2 separate regions of the Homo sapiens genome follow, and region 2 is linked to region 1. Evidence: read pairs that join two places in POLR2A ChIA-PET (ENCODE). Cell type or tissue: A673. All regions are shown on one strand.

What was found. Peaks named below come from ENCODE experiments on the same cell type or tissue, not always from the same donor. Only the 100,000 strongest peaks of a DNase experiment are listed, where the experiment ranks them.
Region 2: POLR2A ChIA-PET joins it to region 1 with 13 read pairs; 1 of 35 experiments calls an interaction of 5 or more read pairs at or near these places.

What each region holds. Positions count from the first base shown.
Region 1 is chr13:60,096,821-60,104,820 of GRCh38, forward strand. The region is part of intron 3 of DIAPH3 (diaphanous related formin 3); the gene reads right to left. Among named protein-coding and RNA genes, the nearest start is that of DIAPH3-AS2, 44 kb to the right of the region's middle. In A673, no CTCF peak of the experiment used is centred here; DNase peaks (open chromatin) are centred at 3,021 and 3,401; H3K4me3 peaks cover 306 bases; H3K27ac peaks cover 8,000 bases.
Region 2 is chr13:59,832,585-59,840,584 of GRCh38, forward strand. DIAPH3 (diaphanous related formin 3) reads right to left here. Exons shown (of 28, transcript NM_001042517.2): 23 at 6,740-6,864; 24 at 523-687. Among named protein-coding and RNA genes, the nearest start is that of DIAPH3-AS1, 180 kb to the right of the region's middle. In A673, no CTCF peak of the experiment used is centred here; a DNase peak (open chromatin) is centred at 4,727; H3K4me3 peaks cover 640 bases; H3K27ac peaks cover 5,785 bases.

The sequences.
Region 1 (8,000 bases):
CAGCCTCCAACTGAGTTTCACCAACAACTTCCCTGGTTTTGAAAACTTGGGGCCTTAACTGAGCCACGCTGCTGACTTCCCTGGTTCTCCAGCTTGCAGATAGCATACTGTAGGACTTCTTGCCCTTTATAATCATGTGAGCCAGTTCTCCTAATAAATCCCCTCTCATATAGACAGGCAGGCATCCTATTGGTTCTGTTTCTCTGGAGAACTCTGACTAGTAGTGATACATCTGGAATTAAGGGAGAAACCCAAAATTCTCCCAGCTGCTTCCTCTGGTTTATCCCACCTCTTTTGCCTAAATATGGCACTCGCCTTCCTGACAAAAGTATGATGACAGTCCTAGTATAAAAAACCAAAAGGAAACAAATAATACTTGCTCTAATTTGGATGTTATCCCATGCAAATCTCATATTTAAATTTGATCCCCAATGTTGGAAGTAGGGCCTAGTGGGACGTGTCTGGGTCATGGGTGCAGCTCCCTCATGAATAGATTAATGACCTTCCTGGGGTGGGGGCGATTGAGTTCTTGCCCTATTAATTCCCATGAGAGCAGGCTGTTTATAAGAGTTTGGAACCTCCCCACCACCTTCTCCCTTGCCTCCTCTCTCACCATGTGATCTCTGCACACACCAGCTTTTTCTTGTCTTTCATCATGAGTGGAAGCTCCCTGAGGCCCTCACCAAAAGCAGATGCTGGTCCCATGCTTCTTGTACAGCTTGCAGAACTGACAGCCAAATAAACCTCTTTTTTAAATTATTCAGCCTCAGGTATTCCTTTATGGCAACATAAAAATGGACTAAGACAACAATACAAAAGTTTGGAATCAACTACATAACACCCTAAACTTTTGTGGGATACCCACTAGGCATGTAACTTCATCTAACAGGTCATCCTCCATATTTCCAGGAGGAAATGGCATTTGAAAGCGTAAGAAAAGCTCTGCCCTTTAAAAAAGAAAAAAAAAAAGAGAGAGAGAGAGAGAAATAAGGGGGCAGTAGAGAGAAAATATGCATGAAAGCATGAGGGGTATGGTATTATTAGAATATATTTTGAATTTCTATTTATGGAAAACAAGGCTGAAAGAAGAAAACTCCATGAGGCAGTGGCACTTAACTTCTGGGGGTCACGAAGTCCTTAGAAAATTTATTGGGAGCTTTTTTTCCTAAAAAATGCATATCCATATTTTATGTTGCAATTCCAGAAGGGTGAAGCATCTCCCAAGGCTATCTAAGAAACTGGACTTGGTGAAGGTCAGTGGGGGAGAAGTGAGCAAGTTATCATTTTTTATGTTTCTTAGTTTATATTTCCTCAAAATTATCATGTTGTATCTCCATTATCTAAGGTCAGTTTCCCTTAAAAGCAGAGCCTGAAACAGGGATTCAGGTGCAGGTGGGGCTGCTCTCAGGATAAGAAAGTAAAGGAGGTAAGACAAAAGAGGAAAAAAGACATACTAAAGGTGGCCTCTGGTGGATTCTCACTTCACCCTGAGATGCACCACAGTCAGGATAGCCTGGTAGCAGAAACCAGCCTCAACAACCTCAAGTTAGTCATCAGCTGCAGAATCCTAGTTCTGATGAGGGCAAATCTCTGGAGAAAGGGGCATCTATAAGCTATTAGAAGCCAACACTCATCACCTGGGGCATGGGTGCACCAGCCTGGTAAAAAGGAGCTGGGAGGGGGTACTAAAAGTACCTACTATACCATCTGAAAATAATTTACTTGATATTAAAATAAGACTTCTTTCAAATTGAAAGAATAAATATAGAAACAAATTGAACAGAATAAATTGAACAGAATAAATATAGAAACACATATAGCTGACCTTAAAAAAAAAGGCAATATAAACTATTGTGTATTAACTCCTCCTTCCATTCAAACACAGGTCAGTAAAACATGCTGCTTTACTGTGCTACCACACTACATAGGTACAAAATGACACTGCAGACACAGATTGTAAAACGGCTCTAAAATGGCTGTTTACCTCAATATATCAGTATGCTGATATATGTACGTATCTCATTAAATATCTATTATAGGTAAAATACTGAACAGGAAATACAAAGTAAACATAAATACATAAGGCTCAGTGAGTAATCTGAATGAGGTTAAAATTTCCATGGATATATGAAATAAATCTCTACCCTTTAAATGGAAAAATCTTATCAACTGGCTATTGGGCTGAATATATCACACTCAAAAACATCATTTGCCAAGTCACCTATTCAAAATTTTAATCTCTCTGAAGAGCATATTATTGTTTTTGATGTTAAAGTTCTATTAAAAAGTTCTATTAATATGTTAGTAATATACATTATGAATTATCTCATTCATAGTACTCCTTAATATACAGATGCTCAACTTACAATGGGGTTATGTCCCAAAAAAGCCATTAAAAATTGAAATGCAGAAATGCATTTAATACACCTAACCTACTGCATGTCACAGCTCAGCCTAGCCTCCCTTAAACATCCTCAGAACACTTACATTGGCCTACAGTTGGACAAAATAATCTAACACAAATGCTATTTTATAATAACATTTTGAATACACAGATGCACATTTTGTAGACATGGTGGGATGCGAAAACACAAAGCACAATATCCAAAAAATGCTGGGGACACAGTACAGTCAGTTGTTCAGCCTAATGATTGCATGGCTGACAGGGGAGCTGCAGCTCTCAGTTGCTGCCCCACGTCACAAGAGAGTGTCAAACTGCATATAGCTAGCCCAGGAAAAAGATCAAAATTCAAAGTACAGTCTCTACCGAATGCATGTTGCTTTCACCACTGTAAAGTCGAAAAATCGTTAAATCGAACCACTATATGTTGGGGACCACTCTCGGCTTGCCAGGGGAAACCGAGTTGCAACAGCAAAAAAAATAGTTTCCCTTTGGCCAATTACTTTCTAATTAAAATCTATATCTAAACAGAATCACTGTGCTGATCTGACTAGCACTAGGAACAGATTTCAGAAGTACAATACTTGGAAAGCTTTTTTTTTCATTCAATACGTGGGAACACAGCTATGTCATCCAAAAAGACTAGAATTAAAAAGACCAAATTAATGTGGTACCAGAAAGTAAGAGAAGGAAGGAAGGAAGGAAGGAAGGAAGGAAGGAAGGAAGGAAGGAAGGAAGGAAGGAAGGAAGGAAAGTCAAAAGGACATGAGCCAAACTGAAAGAGCTGTTAAGTGGCCAAAACTAGAACAATTTGAAAAATAAAATGATAGTATTAGATTATAACCTAAAAAGCAAAATAAATTGAGGAGATACTTTAAGACTGTGCAGATATCCTTTTTCTCCTTAATTATAGAGGGGAAATACTAACTTTACAAGGGAAGAAGCTGGCAGATGCCACCTTAACAAAGTTGTCCAGGCTAACACCACAAATAATAGGACATATTGATATTTCAAACCTCCAGCTATGATATAATGAGAAGGCTGATCACCTCTGTGGTATTTATCCCAAAATAGATCTCAATCTAATCACAAGGAAAAAAAAAGTCAGGCAAACCCAAATTGAGAGCACCCTACAAAATAACTAACCATAACTTTTCAAAAGTATCAAGCTCATAAAAGATAAGGAACTGTCATTGACTGGAAGAGACATGACAAATAAATGCAAGATGTGATCCTGGATTAGATCCTGGAAGAAAAAAAAGACATGGGTGGGAAAGCTGGCAAAATCTGAAGCAAGTCTGTAGTTTAGTTAGCAATATCGTCTCAGTATTCAATTCTTAGTTTTAATAATTGTACTAATGTTATATAAGATGTAAACATTAGAGGTAGTTTGGTGAAAGGTATACAAGAATTCTCTATACTATTTTTGCAATTCTTCTATAAGTCTAAAATTATTTCAAAATAAAGAGTTATTTTAAAAGACTAAATTGAAATATTTTAATAGAACTTTTTATAAATAACTTGGGGTAAAAAAAGAAAAACAGAACATCATTATTAAAAAAAAAAAGAAGTTTTTTTATATCCCCTAAATAAAAAGAAGAGGTTTGTAGAATATTCGGCTATAGTAAATACACACTGAATTGAGGGAGGAAAGGAGACTAAGGAAACCACAATCAAGACAAATCCAAGGGTCCTGAGAGGAAGGGTTAAGTAGGTCAGACACAGGTAACAGAATTCCATTCAAAACACAAACTTCTCCAACTGTTTACATTTCCTCCTATTTTCATTCCAAACCTGCTCTATGCACTGACCTTCTCACCCATTCTCCCAGAACCATTTTACAAAGACCTCTAGTACTCCTGTAATCTTAAACTATGGTCAAATTCTTGAGCCAGGCACTGTGCTAAACATTCATAAGCATTACTTAATTAATCCTCAGTAACTTGAGGTATGTCCTCTTTATTGAGGAGAGAGCTGAGGTTTAGGAAAATTCTGTAAGTTGACCATGGTTCTTTAACTTAGATTTAAACTCTGTTCTATCTCATCTCCCTCATTCTTATTTCCATATTATTTATCTATGTTATCATCTAAAGTCCGATTTCCTTGGGGCTAGTAACATCTGACTGAACACTTCCACTGCCATCAACTTGGGTTGATTCCTCTGACACTCCACACCTTGCTATCACCCACAATGGCCCTAAAGCAAGCTTGTCCAGATTGCACCCAGGACGGTTCTGAATGTGGCCCAACATAAATTCAAACCACTTTCTTAAACCACCATGAGATATTTTTGCGATTTCTTTTTTTTTTTTTTAGCTCATCAGCTATCAAAAGTGTTAGTGTATTTTAGTTGCGGTCCAAGACAAGTCTTCTTCCAATGTGGCCCAGGGAAGCCAAAAGATTGGGCACCCCTGCCCTAGAGTGTCCTTGGCTTCCTTGCCAATGCAAGCTTCACTTCCACTGTCCTCAGCTACAGTCCTAATGACCACACCTGGACCTTTTCATTATCTAAAACCTGTCCACCACAGGCATCATCAGAATCTCCATAATCCTTATCTCTGACCTCAATCTTCCATCTTGCCACTTCTCCCACTCCCAAACCATCTTTTTCTTGGCCCCAGTAAAAACCTCCAGTTTCTTGACCCTTCCATTTTCTTCCAATGCAGGCCACTGTTGATTCATCAATTCTTACAACATTTATGGCAAATCTTACTAGTCTCTCTCTTTTCACATTTCATATGGTACTTATTTCAAACCTTAGCTATTTTCAGGAACTGTGAAACTACTACTTCTGCCTATCACCCTCAGTAAATAAATTTCAATTCCCTATATGAAAAGAAAGCTATAATTCCATTTTCTGCTGTTTTACCATTTTATTTGCACACTACTATCTTTCCCTACCCAACCAATGCATTTATCCAAAGACATTCCTATTCATTTATGCTCGAGATCCCTTTTCCTCCCACCTCAAGAAAGGGCATTACACATCGATTATCCTCTTCTATTTTATTTCACTAAATTCTCTCAGTTGGTTGAGTATCAATATGTAAGCAAGTTAATCTTTAATGGATTAAAATTAAACAAAAAAACTTCCCTCAACTCTGGCTCTTTATATGTAACTCTTTTCTCCCTCACCGATAACATTTAATAGAAATATTTCTATACTTGCTGCCTCTTTCACCGTGCATGGAACATAATGGTCACTTTTTAAATATTTGCTAAATAAAGAAGATGTCAGAAAAGTTCTCAAATAGAATTTGCTCATCCTATTTTAGGACAAACATGAGATGCAGGTAAGCTTCTGGGAGATGGAACTGAAGCTGGAGATGATACAGCCCCAGACTAGAACACTGAGCAATTGCTGCTCCTAAGAAGATTCTCAAGAATCTTCAGATAACAGTTACGGGAATAAGTTCCAACTCTGGAGGTAGAAATCTTCAGGTCGTGGCACTGACACAAAGATGGCCAAGCTAAAATCCATCACTTTTTCAGAGAACACTAGCAGACCCACACTAAACCTCAGTGACCTAGAACAGAGTCAATATAACGACTGACCCCTGCCAAGTAGTACCTGGTTGAGGAATGAATGGGGTCAAGGTCCCTTCCAGACTCACTTCATCATCTATTCCAAACTTCCAAACTTGTGACCTTGTGTGGTGCTGTGTCCATCCAGAATGAAAGCATACACCTATTCTGTAACTTGCACAAGGACACCAAATTAGTCAGCGGCAGCCCTTACCTGGAAACCAGGTCAATCAAGCAACTTTTAAGATATTCCCAAAGAGTCTTCCTACAAGTTGCATGGGGCCAGAAGTTCCCACACACCAGCAAATTGCCAGTTTGCTACTGTTTTTAGGGACCCTAACTCCCTACTAGACTGATTTTTTAAAAATAGTACCAAATAAATATTTTTCACATTTTATTAGCAAAACCGAGGTGGGGGGGAAATATGTAACTTAGTACCTGTGCACACACATGCAACTCGTTGGAGCACTAAGGCACAATCAAGCAGAGAACAGCAATGAGAGAGTGGACATTTTTCCAACTGAATTACACACGTTAGACTCAATATTTTCATTCATGGCTGTGGATTTTGCAAGACAGCATGCTCATTAAATTTACATACATCAAGTTGAGCGGGACAGTTAACACCACAGAGAGTCAGATTAAATTTAAAATGATTGACTATTTGCAGAATTAAGTGAATATATACAAGCAGCAAGTTGCTGAAGATGGTCAGGTGGAAGGATATTCAACCAAAAAGGAAAAACACTACAGACAGGCAGAGCATGACTAGCATTACAAAATGGATATGGGAAATACAGTATTATAATGGACCAATAAGCATAATATTGGAAAATAAAAATTAGAAGCACTGCAATAGCAAAACCAAACATTTATTCCTATTAAGTCAACAGCAATCATCTAATTTCAATAACATTATGTTTTGTTTTAGGGGTTAAAGCCAACATAATTATTCTTGGTAGCAGTCTCTGTTTTGCCAGCATTATATTATTAAAGCCACAAATTGGTTAAGCATCTTAAGAGGTCCACAAAGATCCCCTAATTCCCTCTCTTGTGACAGAGCTCAACATCATATAAGCACAATTTTATCCAGAGTTCTGCTAAAAGTGTAATTCTGTTCTTAACTACATTTGAATTCATCTTTGACATCACACAATATCAAACGGTCAAGCTTTTCATTACACTAAGGTTTTTACTACCATGAATGGCTTAGTGCCAAATAAAAAAAAACAGAAGATTTCATGACCTCATTCAAGGTCATTATACACTGTTGAACAGGGCAGACTAAATGAATCTTATCTAGTTCTGCAATTTAATAAATTTTATTGGGTTTAGACATAATTAGAAAACTAAAAGATAAATACTACCAAGAACCTGGAACTTAGAATTAACTTTATTACTACTTTTCTATATTCAAGATGTCTATAAATACATTGAAGCTATAAAATAGCTTAAAACAGCTATAAAATATTTTGCCTATCAGCTTTACTATGTCCTTATATAAACCTTTAAATAATCATTTTTAACAGAAATATGATTATTTAAAAGTTATATTTTTTGGTTTTACCAATAGTGGGGTTGAATTTCCACTGTACTATCCAGTAGACACTGGATTACTCAATTCCCATTAAAATTAAAAGAAAGTCAGATGGCTAGCTCATTAATAGAACAGCAGCCAAAGAATGACATTTACCCAGAGACTGATAATGAACTCATAAACACTATTTTTTGGCCAAATATTCTAACTGGAGAATATGGGAAGAGTGTAAACTATCTTAATTGAAAAACAAATTTCAGTTTATCCTAATGCAGTATCAAGGCACACACACACACACACACACACACACACGATGAGAAAAAAAGAAATTTAAATATCACTTTTCTTTCATATACTGTAAATTTTAGCAGAACAGACAAGAAGAGAGCTGAATATTCAGAAAGCTGCACAACTCTAATTTATTCTGGAATGTAACCTTGCCAGAATTGTTCAAGTGTATGCATAAGCACCTACAATCACAAACAACTGCTGTGTAATCCTGCAGATAAGAACACTGCCAGTGATTGGCCAGGCGCG
Region 2 (8,000 bases), 260 kb before region 1:
ATTTTTAATGCCTAAATGAAAGGATTCCACATCAAAGACCTGACCTCCCTATTAAAGTATCCTAAAGGAAACCCTACGAATGTAAAACCTATTCAAAGGCAAATTGCGTGTAGCTTATTGTACAATGCATTAAGGAAAAAAAGCCTTACAAAAGCTGCAAGGAATTTGGTAAAATTATATCACAAAAATATAAACTGATCTTGAAGTATAAAGAAACAAATTCATAGCCAAAAACTTATTACAGAAGTGCTCTGTAATTAGCCAGCAAGGGAGTCTTTATGAAGAACTTCAGAATTTGTCACTTTTTCAATCAAAATGTCTGATTACAGCTTAATGTTGGAAAGGCCAAAAGGAGAACAAACCATACATTTTTCAATAGATTTTTAAATCTGAAATTTTATAGCTTTCAAAATCAGAAAAGATAGGTTTTCCTACAGCAACAAGAGTAGAACGATGTAATGAGATAATAGATAAGATAGTATAAATAAAAAAACTTTTTAAAAAACAATTTTTTTACCATACCATGAATGTGGTTCTGAAGTTATTCAGGTCAGTAAGAAAGTCTTCCACAGACACCTTCTTCACATCAATGGCATAGTATCCTATTATACTCTGGTATAACTTTTCCATGTTTTCGTGTAACTTCGAAAGTGTCTCATATTGTTCTTTTGCACTGATAACAAATCTGTATACTATAGTTAAGGTATTCTGAAATTTACAAAGTAATGCTTTGGGGGCAGGGGGAACTCTGTAAATCCAATGTTTTAGTCTAATAGCCACCATTACTATATTTCCAAAATTCTAAAATTACTTCTAATAGTTGACCATTCTTAAAGTCAGTCTATACTACATAGCAACAAAATCTTAAATTCAATTTCCAATTAACTTTGGGAAATCATTAGAAAAGATTTATATATTTAATATTTCTCTTTAACAAGTTTAAAAAATCTTTCTTCCAACTTACTATAATAATATAATATGCAGATCATACAATATGATTTAAAATTATAGTTCAGTAGTTGCAGCTGAATAATTGCAATGATATTGAAATCAACAGTACAAGCATTAAACACAACAGTTAAATTGGACATCTTGGGATCAATTTCTAGCTCCTATACTTGGTAATAGTGTGCCTGTGGGCAAGTGCCTTCATGTCTCTGTGCTTCAATTTCCTCATCTGTAAAATGGGAACAATAATATCACCAACTCACAGGGCTATTGAGAGGACTAAATGAGCTAACACATGCAAAGTTCTCAGAAAAGTGGGCATTTAGTAGCACACAAAAATACTTGTTATCATCATCCCTCACTTATTTTAAACTTTAAGGTTCTAAAAGCAAACAAAATTTTAAGAGTTAAACTGAAAACTTCTCCCATTATCTAACCAAATTAGTGTTCCAACTTCTCTTAGAAAACTGGTATATAATTTCTTTATGCATTAGATTATTAAAAATTATGATTACACACACAGGCACACACATATAGAAACGTTCTTCTCTCACTCATGACAATATATTTCAAAACACACTGAAATTAAGAAGATGAATTTAATGTGAATGTGACAGCCACTGACATTAGAAAACATTTTCTAAATAAACAATGAAATTTTTTTTCTTGTGTGGCAAATTGCTAATGCAGTCAGATATAACATCACTATACCATATCCAGAAAAAATGATTCTTTTAGAGCATCACTCATAATTGCCTATGGCTCCTTTAAATTAACATTTAACGAAATGGAACATAGTTAAATTTGCAGAAGTCCTTTTACTAACTTTGACTAGCCATTAGCAAAATTTAAAACAAATAAAAAACAGTATTCAGGCAGGCCAAGAGAAAGAAGCTAAAAATGGAATTTTTATATCTAAAATTTTTTTGGCCCACAATTTCAAAAAGATATGGTTCTTCTGGCCAGAACTTACATCAGTAGAGGATGAAATAAGGAAACTGATGCAGGTCCTTTTCTTTGAGAAAAATAATGAAAGACCAAGGAAAAAAGAGACAGCACTACTGCCAGGTAGGGAGTAAATGTAGGCTAGCATATGAAAGAATTCTAATTCTTCATCATCATCTTCATCTAAAAGAAAATGCAAATGTAGTTAGCTGTCCTTGTGCAAACTGTTAAACTCCAACTTCTGTATTCGTCAAGAGCTTTGGAAAAATACGTGAGATACTCAACAAAATAAACATTTCATAAAATTCATTATAAAAATATTGATATAAGCCCAATTACTTGATGTTTTGGGAAATCTATTTTGTTTTCCTTTACCAACACTGAGGCCAAATTCTCATGAATTTCTACTAGAATCACTGTCATCTTCCCATTTGAGAGGTAGATAACAACCAGATCTGTGTTTACATGCATTGAACCACAAGTGTTAAGTGTTGGCCAGCTATGACTTGGAATTCTACTCCTGGTATGCCAGTATTGCTCATTACCAAACCACCTACCACAAATATATCCCACATTTATTTTTAGGTCATACTGCCTTTATTACAGTTCTGTCACTGAGGATGCCCATAACTTCCATTAACATACTTTATAAGGATCAGCATCATTCAGTCCTATGTGTCTAATATATTTCATAGACTTTCTTAAGTACACAGGATCCAGCAAGCCATTCAGTAAGTATTATCTGAGTTCCACTGTATTCTAGGCACTAGGAAAAACAGTAGCTAACAAGTCAGGCAAAGTCCTTGCTGTCAAGAAACATTTTAGAGTATGGAGACAGATAATAAACAAATGAATCAGATTTTTAACATAGTAATAAGTATGATGTAGAAAAAAAATATGATATTACGTAGAGTGACAGAGGTTAGGTAGTTAAAATCTTGGCTAAGAAAGTGAGATTGACTAAAACAACAGAGGCTTGACTGTTAAAGAGCAGTGAGCTGTCCATTGGGTAGTACTCCCTTGTAGGTATAAGACTTCAGAAAATGAAAAGATTATTATAAATTTGGGGACTCAGAGAGAATTAAGAACAGCACATTTAATGCTAGTTTTAAAAGTCTGCTAAGAAGGAATTAAGTGGAACACAGGCAAGAAAGAAAGAACAGAAGAAGAAAAGGAGAAGAAAGTGAGAAGACTAATTCAAGAGAAGAAAAATCTGCTACAATAAATCACCCAATTGCCCCACTTCCCACTCTTACAACTGGGCCGTGTATTATACAAGTTTACATTTCATCCATTCCAATCTTCTATTTTACTTCCTAGTCGCCACAGTTCAAAGTTCAACATACTAAATTCCTTTATCTGAAAAATGCTGTACATTATGCAGTGTAGAATATAGATATAAGTAAATCTTTCTCTCAATGAATTTACTGGGCTGGCTTTAGCATCTACCCAGTGATTTCAGAAGTTTCTAAAGCATTGCTATATAGAATAACACACAAAAAAAGTGTGAAAATAAAGTGGGATTTCAATGAACAAATTTAAAGAATATAACATGGAAAGGAGTCAAGTAACTTGTCACATAAGTTGTAATAAATACAGAAATATATAAATGTCTAGCAAAATAAGTTTTTCTGAAAGACTCAGGAGAGGGAGTAGGAAGAAAATAGAAAGGCAAGTGCTCAGGCAAGAAGAATTTCAAGTGCAATGCTCCAAATTCTATTTGTTCTTCTCCTTAAAATAAGACATATCACAGAATTTAAAGATCATGAGAAAGGAACAAGCACTACATGACACAAATCCTGGCATATTCTTAATTTTCTCACCGATAAAAATTTAGTAAGTACGTACACCTCACATATAATAGCTTGCATGTAACAATACTGATATACATTGAATTTGGTTTCACATTTTTCAAGCAAGTAGTTACTGTGGAAATATTCAATTCTAATTAAGGCTCTGACTAGACTTAGCAAGTGGGAGGTAATAATTATTACTAAAATGTCAATGATATTTGAAATAATAGTGCATCCTTTTTAAAGGATGCACTAAATTCAATTTTTTAATATTAAGCAGTATATGTAAAGAGTAAGCATACACAGAAAGAATAAAAATACAACATACTATCATCGAGTGCTATTAGTAAAATTTCACATTACAATAAAATTGTATCTTAATAATTTAAAACAATTCAATTAATTGATTTAACAGTTCACTAAATTATAATTATTTAAGTACGTACTTGTAAGATACATTGTTAACAAATTTAAAAATACACATATTCTTCCAGAATTGGTGAATGAACCAAACATTTGATATGTACCTCGATGAATAAGCATTTCAATGAAAAACATGAACAAAGTTTAAGTGGTTAATAACAAACTTTAAGTATATTTTATTCATTGTGCATTTTAGCTTCCAAATTCTTCAATTTTTTAACATCTAAGAAGCTCACAATTTGCCATTTTAATAAGATCTGTATAAATGCATTTAATATGCAAAATCTGACATGTCAGTCCTAATTAATGTAAACAAAGACTCGCAATGAATGAATTTAATTACTTCGAAACTAGTATGTCTAACTAAGATGAAAAGCAAACGAGTGCAATCTAATCTCAGCAAAGAATATTTATGATTATAAGCTTTGTCAATAGCAAAGTGCACCAACTGTTCATATATCTGACTTCCAAGAGATACATGAATGCTAATCAGTTCATTAGAGGCTTCTAGGTTGTGATATTTAATGACAGGATGTAGTAGCTTTCTTGTCCATGGAGTATAATTGTACTCAGAATGAAAAATTGTTTCCAACAAAGCATCATCCTTCCTGTTTCTGATTTCCTGCTGGTTGCTTTTTATGAGCCGCATACCTTTCAAGAAGCCGACATCATTCAGTTTCTTGTGTCATATAAATCCAAGTATAGATATGTCCTGAGATCGTGTGCTAAGCAAGATTCTACAACCTTTACTCCAAGCTCAGGAATTCATCTTGGTTCTATAAACCTGAGCTTCATAATTAGTGCATTCACAGTGTACTACCAGAAGCTACATGCAAGCAAAATCTTTTCTGAACTGCTTTATATCTATAGGGAACAATAATAAGTAGTTCAATTAACAGTACTTAGTTATTAACAAACTGTCACATATGAATATTTTAACATGATAAAATTAAGAAAAAAGCTAAGAATGATGAAACATATAACTGCAATAATATATTTATTTTAGAAAGCACACTTTGTCATATGAGAAGGTAGTACAAAAAAATTTTTGATGAATACAGATTTCACCTTTACTTAAAAAGAAAAAAAAAAAAAAAGCCTTACTCAGTAGGGTGATAAAGGCATCCTCCCTAATGAAATAAGAAACTGGATGGGTGGCAAGATACAAAAGGAAACAAACACGTTAGCCTGAATTGATTGTTGCTGGAGTATATTTTTATGATATTTCCCGACAGAGACAGTGAAGGAAGCTAAAACTCAACTAGTTCACAATTAAGCTGAAAGCATATACAATAAAATCTATGACAAGCCAAATATTAATTTTGTGATTCACTAAATCTCAGGAGAGAAGAGGTAGAAAGAGGAAAAATAGTCATTTTATTTCAAGTACCTCAGTTTAAGATATTAGGAGTGTCTATTTATAAGAGCTCATTTTAGAAGTGAGTTATCTTTCATACAGAATTCATTTGTCCATATGGGATTTTAATAATGCATTGTAGTAATATTTTATTACAACACAAAAGATATCAGTCTGTAATTTCATAAAATGGTTTGCAAAGCAACTCAACATTACTTTCAGGAAATAAAAGTTTATTACTTCAGTTACTCATTAGAGATTAAGCTACAAAGTTAGTGATAATAAAGATAATTGAATACAAAAGAAACCTTAAACAGGACACAAGCCTCATGCTATTAATTATATATGTGTGTGTGTGTGTGTGTGTATGTATATACACACATACATACCGATTTATTTGGGTTAGGAAAATATCAATACAAGTAGTGACTATAATAAACTCCATTTTGATTTTATAACCATCTAGTATTTCTAAAGGAAATATTAAATTTTATGGAGCACAAACTAATTTATAATATATGCCAATTCTTGAAGTTAAGCTGACTAGTTAAACACGTTTATGAAGTCTTGTATCTGCTTCCTCAGACATTTCAAAGGTATCTAAATCACATCATGAGTTTAGAGTCAAACTTCCTCAACCTGAGTTTTAATATCCTTTCAATTCATCATGTACATCAGAAGGAAATAAGGTATATGACAGGGAAAAGATGAGAGAACATACTATTATCTAAGCTGATAAAAAGGAAAAAAATAGAAATTAATGATCATACATTTGTGGGTGGGCGTGGTGGCTCACGCCTATAATCCCAGCACTTTGGGAGGCTGAGGCTGGCAGATCACTTGAGGTCAGGAGGTCGATACCAGTCTGGCGAATATGGTGAAACCCTGTCTCTACTAAAAATACAAAAAAATTAGCTGGGCATGGTGGTGCGTGCCTGTAGGCCCAGCTACTTGAGAGACTGAGGCAGGAGAATTGCTTGAACTTGGGAAGCAGAGGTTGCAGTGAGCCAAGATCATGCCACCGCACTCCAGCCTGGGTTTCAAAAAATAAATAAATAAATAAATAAACAAACAGACAGACAGACAGACATTTGTGTATTATTCATGATTGACAGACACTTTGATAAATTTCCCTGCAAGAAGGCAAAGGTTAAACTTTCTGTAATTTGGCACTACAGAATGATCTCTGGTTACACAAAGACATCTAAAATATTAAATAAATTGTATCTCTAGTTGACTAGTGACTTAAGTTATTTAGCTATCAAAAGGATATGGACATCTTTGTCACAAACTTGTCATGCAAGTCCTCAGGAGGGGGAAAGGTTTCCAATTCCTTCTCAAGCTGTTGAAGCTGCCTTCCCATCTGCCTCAAATTCTTTTCCAGCGTTTCTACAGAGACTAAAAGAGAGTATATTAAATGCCCGGAAAGGACAAAATTATAATATATAAAAGGTAAGACACCCTAGAAACAAAACATTCATGAAAACAACTCACAATAATGTAAGAAAATTCATTATAAAATAAAAATAAATTTCACTTTTAACCTTTCAATTTAAAATCTAGTTATAAAAGAAATTCAGTAAGACAGTCTTTAAAACGTAAGACAAAATTTAAGAAATGCTCACACACACAAATAAACCACACTTCAGAAATAAGTTTCATTAGAATTCTTGACCATTGGAAATACTACAAAATCATCAGTCTATTCAGAGACAAAAAGAAAACATTTTTTAAAATTGGACTGATTTAAATATAATTTGAACATTTTTCAAAATCATCTCTTGACAGGGAACAGTGAGTAGATGGGAAAGATGGGGAAAAGTGTTTTTTATTGTCCAAGCTTATCTACAATGGGAAAGAAAAGGTATCAGAGGCTACTTATAATGACAAATGTCAAGCTTTCTTTGCTGATATCCTGAACACAATTTGTGTTTATTATCTAATAATATTTTTCCTTCTTTGACTTAAAGTGGCTCTCACGGTACACATGAAGAAGAAATGGTAAACCAGGGCACTGTGTCACTATGAGAATATACTAGCCACCCAGCAGAACAGACATTAAGGATCATTTCTGAAAATCTTTTCATAGTCAATTTTATATGACACCAGGAAAAAGATTTAATAGTGCAAAAAGAAGATAGAGTGACCTAAACCAACTTTTAAAATATTTGCTTTAGGTACAAATGAATTCTAGGTTAAAAAAAAATCTATTGTTTTTGTTCAATGTGAACTATATAAAATGATGTTTAAAGAATGAATACAGTAATTCAAGGTAATCTGCCATTCTTAGGATTTGAATTAATCCTGAAGGATTTGAATTAATCCTGAAGAATGGGTGCAATTCAAGTTTTATCTATAAGGATAGGAATATCCTTGGAAGCAATCTAAATGCCCAACAAAATGAAACTGAGTTGTTTTTTTTTTAATTTTAGCTTGGTTCAAAAGAATAAAATAGTAAGGAGACATTAAAAATAATGTGTAAGAATATGAAATGGTGTTTTATTGTTTTTTTAACCTGGTTGTACAGAAAATAA